2 separate regions of the Mus musculus genome follow, and region 2 is linked to region 1. The links are chromatin loops, found by intact Hi-C in ENCODE. Cell type or tissue: gastrocnemius. All regions are shown on one strand. Each heading gives the region's core, and the rest is flanking DNA. Links, peaks and the distances in the headings are about the cores only.

What was found. Hi-C counts contacts between places; a loop is a spot of excess contacts. Peaks named below come from ENCODE experiments on the same cell type or tissue, not always from the same donor. Only the 100,000 strongest peaks of a DNase experiment are listed, where the experiment ranks them.
Region 2: a loop joins it to region 1, with 4 times the contacts of the local background. A loop is called at or near these places in 2 of 42 quality-filtered maps.

The regions. Positions count from the first base shown.
Region 1 is chr1:99,211,019-99,213,944 of GRCm38, reverse strand. No RefSeq gene overlaps it. Among named protein-coding and RNA genes, the nearest start is that of Cntnap5b, 560 kb to the left of the region's middle. In gastrocnemius, for the core only: no CTCF peak of the experiment used is centred there; no DNase peak of the experiment used is centred there.
Region 2 is chr1:99,160,756-99,163,681 of GRCm38, reverse strand. No RefSeq gene overlaps it. Among named protein-coding and RNA genes, the nearest start is that of Gm7967, 570 kb to the right of the region's middle. In gastrocnemius, for the core only: no CTCF peak of the experiment used is centred there; a DNase peak (open chromatin) is centred at 1,601.

The sequences.
Region 1 (2,926 bases), core at 245-2,744:
ATAACATAAAAACCCAATCAGAAGCCATAATATAGACAGAAAGACTAGTAAGGTTAAAAAAATAAAAGTTGGGGGTCTAGTGAGTGGGTGAAGGGGTAAGCCAAAATGAAGGAGAAAAGGTAGCAGAAAGCTTTAGGATTAATTATGCTTAAAAAGATTACATGGGAAATAGTGGGTAAGAAAGGAATAAGAAAACTGAATCAAAACCTGTCCTTGCAAGCACAACACAGCATCAGCAGTAGTGTTTGTGCATGGGATAGATCCTAAGTCGGTGTGCTTTCAAGATGGCCTTACCTTCGGTCTCTGCATCAATTTTGTCCCAGCATTTCCTTTAGACAGGAACAATTCTGGGTCAAAATTTCAGGAGCCTGACACAGCTGTCCTCTGAGAGGCTCTGCCAGCACCTGTTTGAGATACACTGTACGGATACTTAAGAGTCAGCCAATGGACTAAGCTTGGGAACTCCTATAGAACAGTTAGAGAAATGGCTGAAGGAGGTGAAGGGAATTGGAACCTCATAGGAAAACAGCAACATCAACTAACTGGACACCTCAAAGCTCCCAGAGACTAAGCCACCAAGCCAAGAGCATGCATGGGTTGACCCACTCCCTGCCTCATCCCCGTTACATATGTAACAGAAGACTGCCTTGTCTGCCTTCATTGGTAGGAAATATGCTCGGTCCTGTGGAGGCTTGATATCCTAGAGAAGGGGGAGGCTAGGGCGGTGAGGTGGGAGTGCATGAGTGGGTGGGGAAACGCTCTTTTAGAAGTTAAAGGTCGGGCAGTGGTGCTCGCCTTTAATCCCAGCACTTGGGAGGCAGAGGCAGGCAGATTTCTGAGTTTGAGGCCAGCTTGGTCTACAGAGTGAGTTCCAAGACAGCTACCCAGAGAAACCCTGTCTCGAAAAACCAAAATAATAATAATAATAATAAATAAAAAGAAAGAAAAAAAGAAGTTAAAGAAAGGGAAGATGTCAGGGCTCATGGAGGAGGAACTAGGAAGGTGGACAATGTTTGAAATGTAGATGAATAAAATAATTAAAACAAAATAAAACAACAAACAAATCACAAAAAAAAAACAAAAAACAAAACAACCAACAAACAAACAAAAACAAAAATTGTCCCTGAACTGAAACAGCAGAACGACAGCTGAGCTGTGAACTCCTACTTGCTAAGCAAATCTTGGCCCTCACTGTTTCTCTGAAAAGGGTAACACTGGCTACCCTTCTCCTAGAAATGACAACCAGAAATATCCACTTGGGTGTCAAGTTCTGTTTCCTAAAGGTAAAGCTGACTTAACTAAAATCCAGAGAATGTCAGCTTCCAAAAAACATGCTTACTGTCAGCGAAAAAATTTCTTTTGAGACTAGGATAAAAGACCACCCCAGATAATCACAGGAGTATGACCTTGCCGAAACCTATATAAACTGAAATATTTAATGGAGGCTTGGCCTCTTTAAGCAGTAGTAGAGGCTATAACAGCATGCCATTAAATGACATTTTTTTTTCTCTATCTCCCAGTGCTGAGAATGTTCACTGGGAAAGGGTTAATGCCCTCAACAAGGATGAATATGATTAATGTGGTGAAGAGGTTAAAAGTAAAAGAAATTAATGAAATAAACACCATCCATCTCATGTTTTGAGTTACTTCTATGTCTTAGGTAGCATTTATACCATTCTCTTATCTGACATATATGTATAATATTTCCTCTAACATATGCTTTGTGTGAATGTATAAGTGCATATATTCACACATGGGTGCATGTGAAGACAAGAAAGTAATTGCTCTCCACTTTAATTTTTGACCCAGGTCCCTTCATGGATCTTGAAGTTTATTACCTTGGCAAGACTGATTGAAAGTGTTGTTTCAGATGCTTCTTTGTCCTCTGAGGTCACAGATGTGCACCTTAATCCTCAGTTTTTACATAGGTGATGCAGATAAGGACAGAGGTCTTCATGGTTGCAAGGCAGGCACTTTTGGAAATGATTTCTCAGTACCATATGACATACACTTTTAGTAGTGTTTTTCAAATATTCATTGAACATAATTTTTGGTTACAAACTGATAGAATATAAAATCTAAGACTATCTAAAAATGTACTTAAACACAGAAATAAGTTATTTTTTAAAAATTTAGGTAACGATGAATTTTTTGTGTGTATATGAACACACATTGCCACACATTGCATAGGGAAATCAGAGGAGGATTTGTAGACGTTAATTCTCTTTTTCCATTATGTGGGTATTTAGGATTAAACTTGGATTTCTCAGCCTTGGCAGCATGCACCTTCATCAGAGCCATTTCACCAGTATTGGGAAATTGTTTTAAATGACATTACATATTTAGTTAGGGTTACTTGAAAGATCTATTGCCTGCTATCACTCAAGGACCTACAATGAAAGTGGTTAACCTTAACATACATATTACCCATCCCTTTTGTAGGAGTAAGAGATGATAGGAACCAATCTCTTTTGAATTTTCTTTGTAACTCAACAATAGTCAGTTCTACATGTGACTCACATTCAAAGCAGGAGAAACACACACACAATACTCATTTGGATATATTTTTATTTTTCATAATGTGGTGAACACGATGTTGTTTCACATGTGAAGTAGTGTATACAAAATGGACTACTTATCTCTCTTTACTGTGTTCCCACATGTTGTGCAGCAGCTTCCTCCCTATTTAAACAGCTCCTCCTAGAGGGAAGGTTAAGACTCTAGGGATATCTACAGGGGAAGAAAAAAAAACAGCAAGAACAAAAAGAAAAGAAAAGAAAAGAAAAGAAAAGAAAAGAAAAGAAAAGAAAAGAAACACACACACACACACACACACACACACACACACACACACACACAGACCTTACATGTGTCAGGAAGCTCCTGAAATTTACAAAATTCATAAGACCCATCCTTAAGAGTGCAT
Region 2 (2,926 bases), core at 338-2,837, 50 kb after region 1:
ATGACATATGACAGCTGTTTTTATGAGACATACCTAATTCACTTAATGCCATTATCTGCAGTTGCATCAATTTTCTAGCAAATAACATAACGTCTTTACTTTGAAAAATAAGTTTTATATTTTACCATGTATTACTCTGATATGTGAAGAAAAATTATAAACTCCACACAATAAATCAGCAGGTTTATATTCTTTTGCATCAGTCCTAACATGCTTATCCATAGCAGTATACAAAGCCATACAAATGCATGACACATACTTAAAAATTTTAAGTTCAAATAAGCTTTCTTGCTTCAAGATACTTTTGTCTAGGTAGAAAGAAACAAATAGTAACATAGAAAGAAAGCAGAATATGGCAGATGCCATGTGGTTCTATTATCATAAACCCAACCATAGTTCAACTTTCTGCCTCTACTAGCCTCTAGTTTGCTGCTGCCATTTGCTCCACTTCTTTTATCCTCTCTTTTATTTTGCACATTTGATTCCAATCTTAATAGTTCTGGATATTTTGAGAGAGTATTTTCAACATTTCTTTTCCTAAGACTCCTTTCTTCCTTCTCTCAATCTATCAATTTAAATTTATTAAGACATTGTATTCCTTTCTTCCATATATTTTCTCTTCATAGAGAGAACATTATAAGTCATATTGAGTCTTTTAACTGTGTTCATTTCACGCATTCATTTCACCTTAATTTTCTTTGTAAGATATAAACTTCTTGAGAAATAATGTAAAACCATATGACTTGTTTTGCTACTAAACAGTCATACACTCACTTATTATATTTATCAACAAGTTTAGTATTCAGTCTTCTCCTAGTCATCATCATTCACTCACTATAAAAAGTTACTCTACCATTAATTTTTAGAAATAGTTTCCAAATTTTCTAACTAACAATTGTAAACCGGAAACAAACTGGATCCAATTTCAATAAAACTTTCATTTCTCAAGACCTCCCTGGACAACTGATATCCTGCTTGGCAGGTTATATATATATTGATAAATGATATCCTGTTCCGTAATTTAAGACATTAGACTAGTCATCCAAACAGAGTTGAATAATGTAACCAATGGGAACAGGATAAGTGTTTTCCTAAGTCATGTTCCTAAAGAAATTCCTTATCCTTAAATCAGGATTAGAGTGATCAACTGGAATAGATGCTTGTGGTTTGGAAAGGTAAAAACACTGTAACATTCTGGGGTCTAGTTGAGCTCCTGATTCTGCCTTACATTAAGTTTTTATTGCCTTACATAAAAACTAAGTTAAGTTTGATTGTCTGTCTTCACTGACAGAAACACACTAAAAACTGGTGGTATCCTGCCACTTCTGGCTGTTTCCTCTAACTCACGCCTGTTGGCAGAATAATATCAGCTGACATAGACTCATGTGCTGATGAGTGAGGCAAGACCCATGGAAGACACATATTGTTTGAAGGCAATATATAAGTAGGACTCAACAGACTGTGAGAGAGGCTTTTTGGTAGACCTAGATTGGCAAAGCCTGTTGGTCTTGTGTCTTCACTGATCCTTGATTCACTGAGAGAGGAACAGCTGAGAACTTCTGGTGTTGCAGTTGGCACTAGTCCTTTCCTGCTGACTCATGCCAATTTGGCTAAGGCCTGAGTGTTCCTGCTACATTATGCCACCATTGCTGCTGTCCTGACATTACTGAACTAGACTGACTGTATATCCACGAAGTGTTTTCCAGTGGGTTTAGCCACTGCTGCTTAACTGTGAACTGAACAGCTGACTTCCTGATAATACTGATGGGATTTGCTTCATCAAATAAATAAATACATAAAAAAACAATAATTTTAAAAAGTTCTAAACAGGTTTACTTCCCCCATGTACATTCTTTTTTACTACCTGTGGTCATTGCTGGGCTAGTTTGGAGGTCAATGTTGTGGATAGCCCTGGGGCTGATTATATTTGATGTCAATTCCATTCTCCTGTGAGTGGCTTCAAACAAGGAATGAGTCAATACTCAGGTGATTTCCTATAAACCTGCTTCCCACCATAATTTGTAAAATAAAGGAAGGCTGATGATTGGGCAGATAAAAGGGAAGGTGCAGCAGATGGTGGGAGAGGGAAGAAGGAAAAAATGGAAGAGGGAGAGGACACAGAGGAGGAGGAGGAGGAAGAAGAAGAGCAAAAGCAATGGCCTTGAGAATTCACAAGTTATAAGAGGTCTCATAGATGTGGAAGATGGTAGTGCAGTGGTAGATCTGCCCAATCTAGGCACACAGCCTGTATTCATACTAACTGAGTTGTGATTTCATTGCAGAGGCATATTTGGGTTGGAGAGATTTACCACAGCAGTTAAAGTGTAAAGAACCAAACTGACAAGTAGGTTTTAAAAAATTAAAGTTATACACAAGGGTTCAATGCTTGGGAAGTCATAATTTCATCTGGGAACTGGAAACAGATTTATAAAGAGCCTACACATTCCCAGGTTCCACTTGCACCCTGTCATCCCTAGAAGGACTCCTTTCATGACTATAGCTAAAATGGAACCTTTCTGGAATGAAGTTTCTGCTGTACCTCTGAAATGATGAACATCTTAAAACAAAATCATCATAAACCTCGAGGTCAAATTGCGTATGTATCCATTCTTACAACCCCAACATATAGTAAATGGTACGGTAAGTTCTGAATGTAGTTATATTGCCAAATAATTTAAATCCAATGACTGTACAATATATATTTATGTTGTTTCTTGCCCCGTCTTGATTTTAACATTTTTACTCAGTGCTAGGCAAGATGGGTGAATCAAAGCTCAGCTTCAGGCCACATGTGAGCTGGTCTTCTATGGCTCCGGGTGTTATCTGTGTTCCACTTCTCTGTAAATATTAGCTCTTACTGTAGTTTCTAATTGAGCCAAAGTCCCTGCCCTTGGTGAAGTAATCTCTGATGATATTTGCCAATACT